Linked DNA regions of Homo sapiens: region 2 is linked to region 1. The links are chromatin loops, found by intact Hi-C in ENCODE. Cell type or tissue: ascending aorta. All regions are shown on one strand. Each heading gives the region's core, and the rest is flanking DNA. Links, peaks and the distances in the headings are about the cores only. Region 1 overlaps SMAD3 (SMAD family member 3). Region 2 overlaps SMAD3 (SMAD family member 3).

Region 1 (9,339 bases), core at 1,340-9,339:
CCTTTTTTTTTTTTTTTTTGGAGTTAGGGTCTCACTCTGTCTCCCAGGCTGGAGTGCAGTGGTGTGATGGGAGCTCACGGCAGTCTTGAACCCCTGGGCTCAAGCAATCCACTCACCTCAGCCTCCCAAGCAGCTAGGACTACAAGGATATGCCACTATGCCCAGTTAATTAAAAAAAAAATGTTTTTGTAGAGATGAAGTCTCATTACATTGCCCAGGCTGGCCTTGAACTCCTGGCCTCAAGTGATCCTCCCACCTTGCCCTCCTAAAGCTCTGGGATTATTGGTGTGAGCCACCGCGCCTGGCCCCCATCCCTATCGTAGAGACAAACGAAGACTCAGAGGGTGAATAACTTGACTGAGGCCCATGCCTACTCAGTGGCAAAGGCTGTCACTGAGACCTATCCTGTGTGCCCATCTCTTGTCATCTGCCTCCCTTGGCTTTAGGAATCCGGCAGTGCCCATTTCCCCTACTTTAGGCTTGGGCTTTGGGGCCCGTTTGCCTGGGGAAGCTGGCAGTCACTGGGAGCAGCTCTGCTGTTCTGCCTCCTTTGCGAGCCTCAGGTGGCCCCAGGGCCATTGTGTGTGAGCAAAGGCACCCTGTCCAGTCTAACCTGAATCTCTGTAGGAAGAGGCGTGCGGCTCTACTACATCGGAGGGGAGGTCTTCGCAGAGTGCCTCAGTGACAGCGCTATTTTTGTCCAGTCTCCCAACTGTAACCAGCGCTATGGCTGGCACCCGGCCACCGTCTGCAAGATCCCACCAGGTAAACGAGCCGCACAGGCACCCCTGCCTTGAGGTCCCTCTCCGAGTGCATGCCTAGGATGCTGGAGAGAGTCCACCTTTCTCACCTTTTCTGCTCACTCATGATTGCGTTGTCAATCTGGAGGTGATTGGATTAGGTTTTCTCTATGCCCACAGATCTAACTGTGCTTTCCCTGAACTTCCAGGGAGCAGATGTAGCATCTGATAGGTCTGCCTTTAACCTGTGGGTACCTGCCTGTTGCCCTGTGCGTAGATGCTCAGGCAGTATGGCTTCCTTTCTTCACTCATTCATTGCACAAACAGCATGCAGGGCTCTGTGCCAGGTGCTGTAGGGGATGAAGAGGTAGATGCGGCCCTGCTCTGCCCCCGCAGACCTTACAGGCCTGCAGAGCACAGAAGACAAAGACACGGATGAGTTCAATATAAGGGACGGGTGCCAAGCACCAAGCCAGCAGCCCAGGTAGAGAGAAGGCCCATTTAGCTGTTGGGATGGATCAGGGAAGTCTTCATGGAGGAGAAACATCCGGATCCTGAAGGATAGGTAGGCACTAGGCACAGGGAGGGCATTCTAGACAGGGGGAGCAGCCCAGGCAAAGGGCCTGAGGTAATGGAGGGCAGGACATGGATGGGTAGCTCTCTGGCTGGAGGAGGGTCATGTATGAGACCGTCAGGGGAAATGTTTCAAAAGCACAACAGCATGAGGCCGTGGAAGGACACCAGAGAGTTTGACTCTAGGGAACTGCTGAGGGTTTTCTGAGTGAGCCTGAAAAATCCCACCTGTACCCCAAGAAGAGGTGTCAGGCTGCACCCCCGAGAGTGGTTTGGACAGGGCCACGCCTGGACAGCAAGATCAGGCAGGTGGCTGATCCCATCTAAGGCCTCTTTCCTCAGGAAACCAAGGCAGAAAGCCCCAGCCAAAGTCCACTTTTCACAGGACGTGCAGCCACTGTGTAGGCAGCCCACAGAACATGGCCTGTGACAGACTAGTGGAGCAGGTAACCTGGCCAGGCCATTGCCTGTGGCACGTGTGTGGCATGCCCCTTCCTGCCCACTGAGTAGCAGATGGTAGTGGAGAAGTGGTAGACCACAGGCAGGGGAAACTTTAGAATGCAGAAAGTCTGAAATGATAATAGCACACCAGGTTTCCAGAGCATTTTGTGGTTGCATTTATAGAGTACATTCCGATCGTTGACCTCATTTAGTCCTCACCAGTTATTCTCTGGCTCTATAAGTAAGGAGACGCTTTGAGAGACAAGTTCAGAGAGTTTCAGCCACCTGCCCAAGCGCACACAGCTAGTAAGTGGCCAAGCCGGGATGGGGCCTAGGGCTGATGGACTCTCAAGTTTGGTGCTCTTCTGCTTCTTGGCTCTGCTGGGGGTCAGGGCCCAGGTTCAGCCCTGTTCCACCACCCTTGTCCTTGGAGAGAATGAAGAAGAGGAAGCTCAGTGACGCTCTTGGCCTTCTGCCTCTTCCATTCCCCGGCCCCACCCCCATCTTTTGGGTGAGGGCTGAGTTGGCTGTGGTGTTGTTTGTCAGCTCATAGAATGTCAGAGCTGGAAGGACCTCTGAGGCCAGCCCTTCATTATACAGAGACACAGGGTCCCCAAGAGAAAGCGACCAGCTCAGAGTCACACAGCAAGAACAGGAGCCTGCTGTTGGCTCATTCATAAGCGTCACCCCGGCTCACCTTTTGGCTATTTCCAGCATGTGCTTTTGTCTTTATTTTTCTGGTTGACACATTCCTGGCACTCAGGCAGTAAGACTTCAAACGACATTTATTTTAAACTTTATTTGTGACTGTCTTTAGTTTTACTGTCTGGAGAATCAGATGCACACCTTCACTTAGCTGTGAATGTCACCTCCACCCAGCCCAGTGCCCAGAGGCCAAAATTTGGCCCAGATCTCTCCTTACCTCCTAGCCCCAGCACCAGGTGTATTCATCAGAGGAGCCCAGGTGGAGGGTGCACTGGGCCCTCTGCCAAGCTTCCTGTGGGGACGGCAGGCCCAGTAGCCTTTCGGCCAGCCCGTCTCTGGGGGCACTGCCTGCTGTGGAACGGCCAGAGCTCCTGTTCCTAGGTGGGTGACCAGACCCCACACAGCATGGGCAACCTGGCCCAGGTCCCTTATCTCTCTGTCCCCTGGTCCCTTTGCCCAAGGAAAGGCCCCCCTCTCCACACCATCTCCCTATTTTTGGAAGCCCTCTTTGCAGACTTCTCCCTGCTCTGGGAGTCGGAGCTTGTGGGCCAGCCTTCCATCTCCCCTTGCAGGTATGTCAGTGGCACCTCCCAGTGAGGAGATGGGTTCAAGGGGAGGGACTGGGTTGGCCTTCCCTTTGCATGGTACTGAGTGTGGAGTGTGTGGCAAATGCATCACACACCATGTGTCCCTGGAGCTGTATAAATGAGGCTGGTCTAGGGGGTCCAGGACTTGCTTTATCCAGGAGGGGAGCAACGGACCTGGCCACTTCCATCCCCACAGCCCTGTTTCTGTGTTTTTGGCAGGATGCAACCTGAAGATCTTCAACAACCAGGAGTTCGCTGCCCTCCTGGCCCAGTCGGTCAACCAGGGCTTTGAGGCTGTCTACCAGTTGACCCGAATGTGCACCATCCGCATGAGCTTCGTCAAAGGCTGGGGAGCGGAGTACAGGTCAGTTATGGGTGCTGCCTACATCAGGGGACCCAACTCCAGGTGACTCTGGACAGCAGAGCAGGCAGGGCTCCTCAGAGATGAGCTAGGCCAGCCCTAGCGTCAAGAGCAGAAAGACCAAAGATCAGAGAGAGGCCAAGGCCTGGCAGGCAGGAGGGGCCGGGCCAACAGCAGATGATGAGGAATTGCAGAACGATGTTTGCTGGCACCGAACAGCTGTAGGCACTGTAAACACACGCTCCATCTTATCCTCATCCCAGCCCTGGGTGGGGATGCCAGCATCATCCGTACAGATGAGAGAACTAAGGCCCAGGGAGGGAGAGTGACTTGCCTGCAGTCACACTGGTAGAAGAGCTGTGTCTAGAACTCTGCCCTCTTGGCTTCTTCCTTAGTCTCATTTTAGGCAGATGGCTTTAGGATGACCCTCTTCAGGAAGTTAGGTCTTCAGCTCATTGTTCCTCTCCTCCTCTGTTGCTCCATTTCTGACTCAGGGACCCTGGTGATGCTGAGGAGCCCAGGATATTAAAACTGAGAGTCCGGGAAGGGAGGAGGAGATTTGGGTAGTTATAAAGGAACAAAATTTTCTCGCTGAGAAATGACTTTTTTAGAGTCCTACATACTGGTTTCTTTTTCTTTTTCTTTTTTTTTTTTTTTTTTTTTGAGATGGAGTCTCACTCTGTCATCCAAGCTGAAGTGAGTGGCACCATCTTGGCTTACTGCAATCTCTGCCTCCAGGACGTGCCTCAGCCTCCCAAGTAGCTGGGACTACAGGTGCGTGCTACCACGCCTGGCTAATTTTTTGTATTTTAGTAGAGAGGGGGTTTCACCATGTTGCCCAGGGTGGTCTCGAACTCCTGAGCTCAGGTGACCCACCTGCCTCAGCCTCCCAAAGTGCTGGGATTACAGGCGTGAACCACCATGCCCGGCCCTAGATACTGGTTTAAACATGGCCCTGATATAGTCAGGTCTACCTGGTCTGCTTGGTTGAATCTCTCAGGCCATCCTGCTTTGGGTTTAGAGAATCCAGTCCCTTTTCTTTCCACTCACGGACCAAAGTTTGCGGAGAGGCAGGGCTGTGTGCCCCCGCCTTCTGCTCCACACTCCCCCCTGCCAGCCGCCAGCTCCTGCGGCAGATGCAGAGGTGCCCACATGTCAGCTAGAGCCAGCGCCTTGCAAGCTACTCTCCCTTTCTCTTCATTTTTCCAGATGTTTGGAATCCATTTTGTTTTGCAGTCATGCTGCACTCAGGCCAAACCCATTTCAATATTGGCCTTGGGCCACCGTTTGTAATGAAATCCAGATGAGCATGACTTATGGAAAGTCAGATTCTCATTAGAGGATTTCATCCTGTAAAATCCTCCTCTTCCACTTACCGTATTTTAGCTGCTGTTCTTCTGTGTCTGCCCCAGGGTGTCAGGGAACACAGCCCCTTGGTTTCTTGGGTGTCTCTGAAATCCAGGAGTGACCAGTGGAGCAATCAAAGTGGTCAGACCTCAAAAGAACTTACAACTATGTTATGGCCTGAAGAGATCAGCCCAGGCCCAAAGGTCTAGCCAGAGAAATGTTTTAAGCAATCTTTTAGCCCTGGCTTAGCTCATTTAGGGAACAGGAGTGAAAGGTTAGAAAATTAATCTTTTTTTAGTGAAGAAGGGAAATATTTAAAGATGGACTGCAGTGGAAAAGAGTAAGGGGATGTCCATTTGCTCTTCTTATACCAGACTGTAGTCTGGAGGGCCACACTCAGGTACCCTCGCTCGTGCAGACACCCCAGGGTCTGTCTGCAGGCCCATTTCTCAACCTCCCTGCTACACAAGCAAAGTAGAGGCCAAGCAAGGAGGGTGGTGCCTTCAAGACAGCAACACTGTTCCTGGTGTGGCATTGCAGCTCTCCCGCTCCAAGTGCTAGGAAGAGGCTCTTTGGTGGCAGAGCCTTTCCCTGGGGACACTATCACCACGCGGGATGTCCTGCCAGCACACCCAGTCCTCTGTGGCCCACCGCGTCACCGCTGCCTGGCAGCACTGCACAGCAGCCTGACGGGCGGGCGCGGCCCCTTCCCAGAACAGCCTTGTCGTCCTCCTGCCTCTTGGGCCAAGGAGAGTAAGGTTTCAGCTCTTCTCTCTGTGAGGTGGCTGAAAGCAGGGCCCAGGGCCCACACCTCTCACCTCCAGCTGGCACCAGCGACTCCAGCCTCAGCAGATAGCCTTTGCTCAGTGGAGGCCTTTGGGAGCCTGCCTGCAAGCTGCGTCATCAACCAGCCTGAATTTAGACAAAGTGCTTTGGGGAAAAGAAACGTGTGGTGTGCCTTGTTTTTTTCCAGTAATTGTTCCATGGCTCGTTCTGCTTGTAAGATTTTCCAAAATAAGGCCGTAGATGAGAATTATATCAGCACATTGGGAACCGAAGGCATGCGGACACTGTTGGCGCTTTGTAAAAAACACCCCTCAATCAGACAGACACACGTCATCGTCGCCTGCTGGGGCTGGGCCCAGATTTCGAGATAGGGGAGCGGCACGTGCCCGTTTGGTACAGATGGGAGCCAGGAAGCCCTTTGCTCAGGATGGAGGTCTCCTCTATTAGGGGGCCTGTTACAGTAACTGGTGGGCCTCTGGGGTACCCTGCAATTGACTTTACATATTTAACTCTTTGCCATTGACTTTACATGTTTAACTCTTTAAAGTCGACTTCCTTCCCCCTCAAGAGAACTTAATTTACTCAAAGTCCTCCCTGGGTAGAGGAGTTTGGCCGGGTAGTTTCAGCAAGTTACTGGTACCGCTTCTAGGACAGCGTCTAACAGCATCTTTGGGAAGATGACTGTCACCAAAGCAGAAAAAGCTTTCTGACTTGTGTAACCCCCTGGAGATTTTTTAAGTCCCCCACCCCACCCCTTTCCCTATTTCTTACAGGAGACAGACTGTGACCAGTACCCCCTGCTGGATTGAGCTGCACCTGAATGGGCCTTTGCAGTGGCTTGACAAGGTCCTCACCCAGATGGGCTCCCCAAGCATCCGCTGTTCCAGTGTGTCTTAGAGACATCAAGTATGGTAGGGGAGGGCAGGCTTGGGGAAAATGGCCATGCAGGAGGTGGAGAAAATTGGAACTCTACTCAACCCATTGTTGTCAAGGAAGAAGAAATCTTTCTCCCTCAACTGAAGGGGTGCACCCACCTGTTTTCTGAAACACACGAGCAAACCCAGAGGTGGATGTTATGAACAGCTGTGTCTGCCAAACACATTTACCCTTTGGCCCCACTTTGAAGGGCAAGAAATGGCGTCTGCTCTGGTGGCTTAAGTGAGCAGAACAGGTAGTATTACACCACCGGCCCCCTCCCCCCAGACTCTTTTTTTGAGTGACAGCTTTCTGGGATGTCACAGTCCAACCAGAAACACCCCTCTGTCTAGGACTGCAGTGTGGAGTTCACCTTGGAAGGGCGTTCTAGGTAGGAAGAGCCCGCAGGGCCATGCAGACCTCATGCCCAGCTCTCTGACGCTTGTGACAGTGCCTCTTCCAGTGAACATTCCCAGCCCAGCCCCGCCCCGCCCCGCCCCACCACTCCAGCAGACCTTGCCCCTTGTGAGCTGGATAGACTTGGGATGGGGAGGGAGGGAGTTTTGTCTGTCTCCCTCCCCTCTCAGAACATACTGATTGGGAGGTGCGTGTTCAGCAGAACCTGCACACAGGACAGCGGGAAAAATCGATGAGCGCCACCTCTTTAAAAACTCACTTACGTTTGTCCTTTTTCACTTTGAAAAGTTGGAAGGATCTGCTGAGGCCCAGTGCATATGCAATGTATAGTGTCTATTATCACATTAATCTCAAAGAGATTCGAATGACGGTAAGTGTTCTCATGAAGCAGGAGGCCCTTGTCGTGGGATGGCATTTGGTCTCAGGCAGCACCACACTGGGTGCGTCTCCAGTCATCTGTAAGAGCTTGCTCCAGATTCTGATGCATACGGCTATATTGGTTTATGTAGTCAGTTGCATTCATTAAATCAACTTTATCATATGCTCTTTTAAATGTTTGGTTTATATATTTTCTTTAAAAATCCTGGGCTGGCACATTGACTGGGAAACCTGAGTGAGACCCAGCAACTGCTTCTCTCCCTTCTCTCTCCTGAGGTGAAGCTTTTCCAGGTTTTGTTGAAGAGATACCTGCCAGCACTTCTGCAAGCTGAAATTTACAGAAGCAAATTCACCAGAAGGGAAACATCTCAGGCCAACATAGGCAAATGAAAAGGGCTATTAAAATATTTTTACACCTTTGAAAATTGCAGGCTTGGTACAAAGAGGTCTGTCATCTTCCCCCTGGGATATAAGATGATCTAGCTCCCGGTAGAGGATCACCGGTGACAACTATAGCAGTTGTATTGTGTAACAAGTACTGCTCCCAGCAGCAATTAGGGAGAAAACTAGTCTAAATTATTTCAACTGGAAAAAAGAAAAAAGAGTCCTCTTCTTTTCCCAGCCTTTTGCAGAACACAGTAGACAGAACTGCCACCTTCAATTGGTACTTTATTCTTTGCTGCTGTTTTTGTATAAAATGACCTATCCCACGTTTTTGCATGAATTTATAGCAGGAAAAATCAAGGGATTTCCTATGGAAGTCCTGCTTTATTCCAGGTGAAGGGAAGGAAGTGTATATACTTTTGGCAAGTCATACAGCTCAAATGTGATGAGATTTCTGATGTTAGAGGGAGATGGAGAGGCTTCCTGATGCCTCATCTGCAGGGTCCTGTGCCTCTGAAGTTCTAGCCATGAGGTTTCCAGGTAGGACAGCTGCTCCCCAAGCCTCCTGAGGACACAGGAAGAGACGGAAGGAGCACCTTGACAGACTTGTGTGAGTCTTCTCGAAGGAGGGTTGACTCAGAACCCAGAGACAATACAAAACCCCTCACTTCCTCTGAGAGGGCCAAATGCTGTGAGTCTGAAGTATGTGCCTGGTGTGAAATGATCTATGGCCTGTTTCTTACACAGGAAGCCCCCTGAACCTCCTGTACATGTGTTCATGTTCCCAGCCAGCTCTGAGACCCAGGAACCAAATATTCCATTTTGGCTTCTGCTAGAGCAGTCATGGTTCCTCTCCTAAAAGCCATGGGCAGCAGTTTCCGAGGGCCTGCATGATCCACCTGCTGCACGATCCTATGAGGGCTTCCTGTGGCACACAGCCCTCTGGGTGCTTGGGAACTAGCTTCAGGCACAGCCTGATTCTGGTGATCCAGTGATCTATGGAAGTCGTGTCTTACTCCAGGTGAAGGGGGAAAAAAAAAGCCTATACTTTGGCAGGTTATGAACTTTGAATGTGATGAAATGACACGTTTGGCTGCATTTGGATGGTGTCTTAGAACCCTCATTGCTCAGACCTGAAGGCTACTTCTAGGAGCATGAAGTTTGAGTTTTGTGTTTTTCCAAAGGATACTTCCTTGGCCCTTTTTCTTTATTGACTAGACCACCAGAGGAGGATGTGTGGGATTGTAGGCAAACCCACCTGTGGCATCACTGAAAATAAATTTGATCATACCTAAGAGGTTAGGAAATGGTGCCATTCCCACCTTAGAGTGCTACATAGGTGCTTTGGGCGTATGTAACATTAGTGTCCTTCCTTGAAGCCACAAGCTAGTTTTCTTAGTTTTAAAATCCTGTTGTATGAATGGCATTTGTATATTAAAACACTTTTTTAAAGGACAGTTGAAAAGGGCAAGAGGAAACCAGGGCAGTTCTAGAGGAGTGCTGGTGACTGGATAGCAGTTTTAAGTGGCGTTCACCTAGTCAACACGACCGCGTGTGTTGCCCCTGCCCTGGGCTCCCCGCCATGACATCTTCACCTTGCAGCTTGTGCTGAGACTGACCCAAGTGCAGCTAGCACTGGGACACAGATCCTTGTCTTCAGCACCTTCCAAGGAGCCAACTTTTATTCCCTTTCCTCTCTCCCCTC
Region 2 (8,000 bases), core at 1-8,000, 69 kb before region 1:
TTAGGTGGAAGCAAGAAAACTGAGCATCAGGAAGGGAGCAAGACCCTTGGTGATGGGGGTATCTGTTCTGCATGGAGGATAGATGACTTCTCAGCCATTGGGAAACCAGCTAACCAGCTTTCTGCTTGATGGTTGTAGTAAAATCCCATGATTAGTGACAATGGCATGCCAGGTTTGAAGAGCAAAGGTCAGGAGGTGAGAAAGCAGATAAATGCAATGTTTATCTTGAAAGAAGTTGTCAACTACTTGGAAATCCCCAAGCTTACTTCCTCCAGGAAGCCATTCTGGACTACTTCACCCAGTTCTCATAGCTCCCGGGCCCTCCATCTTCCCAGCACTGAAACACACACTGAAAAGGGCATTTTTCTAAATATGTCTCTGCCTCCCCTTGTGGAGGGATGTGGCTCCTTGAGATCTGGGGTCACGGCTGGCGTGTTTCGTGGAGTAGCTAGAAAGAGTAATAATCCTTTTTGAATGCACAGCATTTACAGAGGCCTCACAGGCTGAAAATGGTAATTAGGATACACAATTGGGTCTTTTGACCTCAAATCCAGGCATTTTCCCACCTTGTGGGCCTCACTCAAATGATGACCCCAGGTTCTGCCTGTGATGAATGAGCAGGCATGGTTTTGTTCTGTTAGGATATGACGGTAGAAGAGAGCTGTTTGTCAGAACCAGCAGTGGCTTCAGATCTTGAAAGTCCAACTCCTTCATTTTACAGAGGAGGAAACCTGTGCCCCAAAGCAGGTCCCCCCAAGTTCCAGCCCAGTGCCACCCCACTGCACAGAGCAGCTGTCTCCTTTTGATCATGAGGAAGCCACCAGGTCCCTGGTGGAGTTCAGCAGATGTGCCGGGTGGGCGACTCTGGTGGGTGTGAGGATGTTTCCTTTCCTGCTGGGAAGTCCTCCAAGCTCTTGTGAAAGAGATGTGGTTTGTCGAGCATGGATTTTCAAACTTTCTTTATAGAGAGCTGTTGTTAGCTTAAAAATGCCTGGAAACATGATCAAGTGTAATGTTTTAATGATAACATAGAAGCACATAGTACTAAGCACATGTAATGAGAATGTACAGAACTCTCTAGTAAGAGTCTGAAATTTGGCCGGGTGCAGTGGCTCATGCCTGTAATCCCAGCACTTTGGGAGGCCGAGGCGGGTGGATCACCTGAGGTCAGGAGTTCAAGACCAGCCTGGCCAACGTGGCAAAACCCCGTCTCTGCCCAAAATACAAAAATTAGCCGGGCGTGGTGACGGGTGCCTGTAATCCCAGCTACTCAGGAGGCTAAGACAGGAGAATTGCTTGAACCTTGGAGGTGGAGGTTGCAGTGGGCTGAGATCGCACCGTTGCATTCCAGCCTGGGCAACAGAGTGAGACAATGTCTCAAAAAATAAAAAAGAGAGAGTCTGAAATTCATTCTTTCAACATGCTTGTGTTGGGTGCTGCCTGGCACAGCAATTGGTGCCCACTAACTCACAGCGTCGGGGAAGATAGGCACGGAACAAGTCATCTGGTGTGGTCCCTGCAGTGGGGGAGCCCAGTGAGGGCCTGTCCAGCCCAGCTGAGAGGAGACTGAGAGAAGGCTAGGTGGCATAAGTAAAGATATGGATAGCGCTTTCCTCTTCAGAGTGTTTATTACCAGGGTTAGATAAAGCAGATCTCATGTATTTTCTGCTACTAAGTAGAAGTTCTTGTTTTGTTTGATTTCTGGTGGGCTTTGATATTTTCCAAAAAGATAATAACTCATTGTAGAGTAAGATCAGGACTGGGGCCAGCAGACTTGGGTCCAAAGGTGTGTCATTTTTATACCAGACTAGAATCGGGTGAGGGGAGATGTAAAGAGATCACTATTGTCACGGAAGGCGCTGGAAGGAGCTCTGCTTAGAAAAAATGCCTTTCTCTAGGAGGTTTTCATCCAGCATGGGAACACAAAACACCAGTTTAAAATAGCTAGGTAAGGCTTCACAGTCTCTCAATGTGATGTGGGTGTCCTGAGTCGTGAACATCCCATTGTGCAGGATAAAATGCTGGTTTCTGAGCTGTCTTTCAAGACACAACCCAAATGCTGTCTTTGCCATGGTGCCTTCCTTGGGAACCCAAGCCAGGTGAGGTCTGCCTTTTCTCTGATGTTGCCTAACTTTTCCTCTTTGTGTCCCTTGAGCTCAGGGACATGCATCCCCTGTTGTACCTAGCACAGAATCATGCACAAGCAGGTGCTTGTTAACTGTTGGTGTGTACCAACAAACATTTACGGAGCACCTATTAGCAGGAGCACAGGCCAAGGAGCTGGATAGATGAGCGTGGAGTTTGGGGGAGAGGTCTGAGCTGAGATATACATTTGTGAGTCATCATTGTATGGATGAGGCCGGGCTGGGGAGGATATGAGCGTAGAATGAGAAGGTCCAGACCTGCACCTGAAGAACAGCCCCATTTAGGGAATGCAGGGAGAGACAGAGGAAAAGCAAGATGGTGCACAGTGACATTGAAGGTGAGTGACGAGACCCTGCAGCAAGAGGAAAGGAGCAGCAGTGCTAGATGTTGCAGAGAACCCAGAATGGTAAGGCCTGAAAACCATGTGTTTTAGATTCTGTAACCTGGAGGCCACTAGGTGACCTTAGCAAGGGCAGTCATGATGGAGTGTTGGGGCTGAAGCCCATTGCAGGGAGGCCCATAGTCAATGGGAGGTGGGCAGTAGACACAGAGAGCTGGGTTATTCTTGCCACACAGCTGTGCTGGGGCCATGGCGGGGGTGGGGGTGCCACAGAGTGGGAGCCAGAGAGGGACCTGGGTAAGGGCTGACCGTGGGTGGGGAGCGCATGGAGTGCTTTCAGAGGCCAAGTGAGTGGAACTGTCTATGAAGCAGATGGATGGAACCCTGGCTGAATTATCTCAGACTTGCCAAAGACATTCATAAAATTCAGACCCGCACACACTCGGGAATGGGAAAAATGAATTATTTTGTAAGAAGCTTATAGTCCAAAGGTAGAATTGCCCAAGAGAGCTTCTGAAAGGAAAAAGTCATAGCAAGTTGATATTTTTAAAGTGAAATAACATAGGTTGGATTTTTCTAGTAACTTCAAGGGGTAAAGACTTTGAATTTTTTTTTTGGAGACAGAGTCTCGCTTTGTCACCCAAGCTGGAGTGCAGTGGTGCGATCACAGCTCACTGCAGCCTTGACCTCCCAGGCTCAAGCAATCCTCCTGCCTCAGCCCCTCAGGTAGCTGGGATTATAGGCACACGCTACCACGCCTGGCTATTTTTTGTATATTTTGTGGAGGTGGGGTTTCACCGTGTTGCCCAGGCTGGTCTCAAACTCCTGAGCTCAAGCGATCTGCCCACCTTGGCCTCCCAAAGTGCTGGGATTAAAGGCGTGAGCCACTGTCCCTGGCCAAGACTCTGGGTTTAGTAAGCCTCTTGCAACTCACTAGGAGTGGATTTCTAGGACCTCCCCACTTTCTTGCTTGTTGTTTCTTTTGCTAGCCGTAAGTCCCTGGAGTACACTGGGTACTTTATGGGAAAAAGAGGAACAGTGTGGGACAGACTTTGCCCTGGGCTGCTTAACGTGATGTGGGGAACAGAGGTGATAAGAGCCTGTGGCAGCTCAGGCAGCCCTGCCATGACCTGGAGTTGGGGAGGGGTATCAAGGATAACAAGTCTTATACACATGCCATGCTGTTTCTTTGGATCAATAGATGGATAATTTTTAAAACCCCCTGTATGTATCAAACTCACTTTGGAGATGTAAGGCATGGCCTCTGTCCTGGTGACAGTATCTGAGTGGGAGGCCTGGTAAAATGTCTGTGTTTAGGATGATGAACGCCATAATCTAAGACTGCTAAGTGCTGTGGGGTGGTCTAGAAGGGCAGATGGGCTAGCTGCGAGGAGGGCAGAGGCACTGTGCAATGGTGTTGCCTGGGAACACTCCGTGGAGAGTGTGGGAATCTCACCCTGGCCCTACCAGGTAAGAAATTGGGCCTGGGAAATTGGGAAGGGAATTTTTCAAGCTTCATGGCTGCTCCAGGACTTGAACTAAGACTTTCCTTTAGAGCAAGCTTGTCCACCCTCTGGCCCGTGGGCCGCATGTAGCCCAGGAGAGCTTTGAATGCAGCCCAACACAAATTCATAAACTTTCTGAAAACATTGTAAGATTTTTTTTTTGCGATTATTTTTTAGCTCATCAGCTATCGTTAGTTAGCGTATTTTATGTGTGGCCCAAGATGACGACTCTTCCATCGTGGCCCAGGGAAGCCAAAACACCGGACACCCCTGCTTAGAGAAAGTGCGTTTTCTGTTATAAAAGGACCTTGAATCCCCATCTCATATGTTGGGACTTTGTCTTGCATGTTTTCAGGCAGGGCATGATTGTATCTGTAACATAATAATATGTAAGAATGTGTACTTCTTAGCCTTTGCAGAGAGGCGGGAGGCCTGTTTCCTGCAGCCCCCGCCCTGTCCTGGCTGAGGGGTGGGAGGCAGCTTGCTGGCCAGCCCCGCTGAGTCACCCTCCGGCGTGGAGCCCAGTGGGGATTTCCACGCGGCCCCAGTGTTCTCTTCTCCTCGTTTCCTGTTGGGCTGTGACGCAGGCTGGCTGCCAGCGGGTGCCGGTGGGCACTCCTGACACAGGCCACTGCCAGCCGGCCTTGTGGGTCCTGAGGGCATCGTGGGTGGCTCTCCCCCCACGAGTGACTGTGCCTGGCAGGGTGTGCCCCACATGTCAGTTGCACTCCGTTCTGGGTGGGCAGCTCCCAGAGGCCCCGGGGAGGGCTGCAGATGGGCGGGGGGTGGCTGCCTGGGAGGACGGGAGGTTTTGTTGAAGAGAGAGCTTGCTCTTGGGGCAGTTTGTACTGGGCGTTTAGGGTTATAAAAACCTAGATTTGCTGAAAACGGCTCTCTTTTATCTTCTGACAAGAACATTTGTGAAGAAAACAAAACAGACCTTCAGCCATTTAGTCTATACACCGAGAGAATGGTTTCTACAGTATGCCTGATTTCTCTGGGTCTTTCTAACACATCCATGTATGTGCTTGTCAGCTTCTAGTGCCTCCATTTCTTGATATGAGGAAATTTTGCTTAAAAAAAAATCTCTACTGATAGGACCTCTGCATATTCATGCATGTTTTTCCTCCAGAACTTTGTGTCCCACCACTGTGCTAGGCAGTTTACAAATGCCATCTGATTTCATTCCTGCCACTACAGTCTAAGGCTATATTGTCCGATACCTATCCACCACCCTCATGTGGCTATTTAAATGTTGGGTCATTAAAATTAAATACAATTACAAATGCTGTCCCTCAGTCACACCAGCCGCATTTCAAGTGCACGGGTAGGCTAGTGGCCATCAGATCAGCTCATATAGAGCAGCACGTTTTCATCACCACCAAAAATTCTATTGGGTAGCACTGGTCTAAGGTCCGGACATATGTCCCCATTTTGTAGATGAGGAAGCTGAGTCCTACAGAGGTTAAGTTGACCACTTAGAAGAATGAACAGATGAAACCTTTTCATTTTACACATGAGGAAACTGAAGGTTATACTCCCCTTTCCTTCTTAGAAAAGAGAAATTGATCTGTAGGCTTCAGGGACTCTTCAGTTAGCCTGGGGGTACTGTGCGGGTCAGCTCTTTTGCTGTTCCCCCCAGACCCTGTCAGCTGTGGGTGGTGGCTGGTTTCTCTTGGTTTCCTCACCAGAGTTTGGGAATGAGCAAGTCAGGACTGCTTTCCGTACGGTAATCCTTTGGCCCATTTCCTATCGGGGGATTTATGGAGCTGGTGATCTCTTGGGTTTTTTGGCCATTTGTTAGAGCCAAAAGAGGTCACAGGAAATGATATACTAGTTTCATTGCCCAAAATACTGAGGTCCAGAGAGGTGAGGGGATGCTGAGGGTCTTGCATCTAGCTAAGAGCTGAGCTGGCTCTTAAACTTGTTTTCAAGCCAGGACTTACCTGACTTTCTTAGGAAAGTAATCACTCCATAGACAAGGATAGGTTTTTTTCACAGAGCAATGATGTTCCCTGTGGTCCCTATGTAGGGTGGTAAGGAATAGGGCTTTGGGATCCTACAGACCAGGGTTCAAATCCTGGCCCCACCACTTGTAAGTTATGGGACTTCAGACAAGGACTTAAACATTCTAAGTCCTCAGTTTCTTCATCTGTAAAACAGGGATAAAATATCTCAGTGAATTTGTTTTAAATACTTGCGTCCGGGCATGGTGGCTCATGCCTGTAATCCCAGTACTTTGGGAGGCTGAGGTGGGAGGATCGCTTGAGGCCAGAAGTTTGAGACCAGACTGGCCAGCATAACAAGAACATAACAAGATCTCATCTCTACAAAAAATTAAAAATATTAGCTGGGCATGGTGGTGTGAGCCTGTGGTCTCAGCTACTCGGGAGGCTGCAGTGTAAGGTTGCTTGAGCCAGGAGTTAAAGTCTGCAGTGAACTCGCCACTGTACTCTAGCCTGGGCAACAGAGTGAGACCCTGTCTCAAAAAAAAAAAAAAAAAAAAAAATCAGCCAGGCGCAGTGGCTCACACCTGTAATCCCAGCACTTTGGGAGGCCGAGGCGGGTGGATCACCTGAGGTCAGGAGTTTGAGACCAGCCTAGCTAAAACATGGTGAAATTCCGTTTCTACTGAAAATACAAAAAATTAGTCAGGTGTGGTGGCACACGCCCGTAATCCCAGCTACTCGGGAGGCTAAGGCAGGAGAATCGCTTGAACCCAGGAGGAGGAGTTTGCAGTGAGCCAAGATTGTGCCATCGCACTCCAGCTTGGGCAACAAGAGCAAAACTCCGTCTCAAAAAAAAGGAAAAAAGAATTCTAACATGTTTGAGATTGACTGCAATTCCTAGCATATTACAAGTGTTAGTAAATAGTAGCCATTAATATTATGAGCTTATCATCACCTTCAGCCAGCATTCTAATTTTACAGTATAGAATCCAGTACATAGGAGGCACTCAGATAGACGGGATGCCCCAAAATTGGGAGACGGACAAACTTATTTTGAAATAGTCTTTTTTTGACATTTCCAAAGAATATACTCAATGTTTTTCTGCAACCCTTTGCCTTCTTTTTAGGTGAAGGACCTCTACATTTAAAGCAGTGGGTTCAACTGCTAACCTGAAAAGCTATAATAAAACATCCCAGAGTATCCAAAAAGCCTGGAAACAAAGGGAAAATAGTGTGTCCTGCTTTCCAACTTTCGGATATGCTGTAGAATAGACTGAAACAAATCACTGGAAAATAGGTTGTTGTCGATTTTATTTAGAAGCTTTTGTTCCTTTGGATTTTCGTCTCTTATTTTTAGACAGAGTCTCCCTCTGTCACCCAGGCTGGAGTGCCGTGGTGCAATGATAGCTTACTGCAGCCTCAAACTCCTGGGCTCAAATGATCCTCTAGCCTTGACCTCCTGATTAGCTGGGACTACAGAAGCAGGCCACCACGTCTGGCTAATTTTTGTATTTTTCTGTTGAGAAGAGGTCTTGCTATCATGGGCAGGCTGGTCTTGAACTCCTGGCCTCAAGTGATCCTCCCGCCTCAGCTTCCTGAAGTGGTAAGATTACAGGCATATGCCACCACACCCAGCTTTTTTGTTCCTTTGAAAGAAGGCATTGCTAATGATTGCCCTGAGGTGTCTAGATGACCCGGCCAGCCATCCACCTCTGCAGTTTACACAGCTTGTTGATCTCCACAGTGAGAATTAACTTCACAACCTGGGTCCAAGAGGCTGGAGGATTGTCAGTCTTTAGAAAAAAAAAAATCTATTATCTTTAGAGAAGATGGACTTGTTGAGGAAGAAGAGTAGACAAATACTTTCTGGAAATATTTTCAAAGGGAATTAGAAAAAGAAAAAGATTTTGGTTGTCCTTTGGTGAATGAGAATATTCATCAGCAGAATGCCTCATTACCACGTCACACAGCTGACCAAGGCCTCATCTGAGACTGTGTTTGAATAGAAATTAAACAGGGCTGACAGTGAAGTTTCTGCTTTTAATTAGCTTTCAAAGGTAC

Evidence for each region. Peaks named below come from ENCODE experiments on the same cell type or tissue, not always from the same donor. Only the 100,000 strongest peaks of a DNase experiment are listed, where the experiment ranks them.
Region 2: it touches region 1 in a loop (6-fold over the local background); 20 of 110 quality-filtered maps call a loop at or near these places.

Annotation. Positions count from the first base shown.
Region 1 is chr15:67,184,100-67,193,438 of GRCh38, forward strand. It overlaps SMAD3 (SMAD family member 3), which reads left to right. Exons shown (of 9, transcript NM_005902.4): 7 at 628-765; 8 at 3,266-3,410; 9 at 6,314-9,339. The coding sequence ends at 6,437. Among named protein-coding and RNA genes, the nearest start is that of SMAD3-AS1, 42 kb to the left of the region's middle. In ascending aorta, for the core only: no CTCF peak of the experiment used is centred there; DNase peaks (open chromatin) are centred at 2,241, 4,725 and 5,562; H3K4me3 peaks cover 401 bases; H3K27ac peaks cover 7,869 bases.
Region 2 is chr15:67,116,713-67,124,712 of GRCh38, forward strand. The region is part of intron 1 of SMAD3 (SMAD family member 3); the gene reads left to right. Among named protein-coding and RNA genes, the nearest start is that of SMAD3-AS1, 26 kb to the right of the region's middle. RefSeq lists enhancers at 3,387-4,244, 4,223-4,662. In ascending aorta, for the core only: no CTCF peak of the experiment used is centred there; a DNase peak (open chromatin) is centred at 4,549; H3K4me3 peaks cover 1,345 bases; H3K27ac peaks cover 5,124 bases.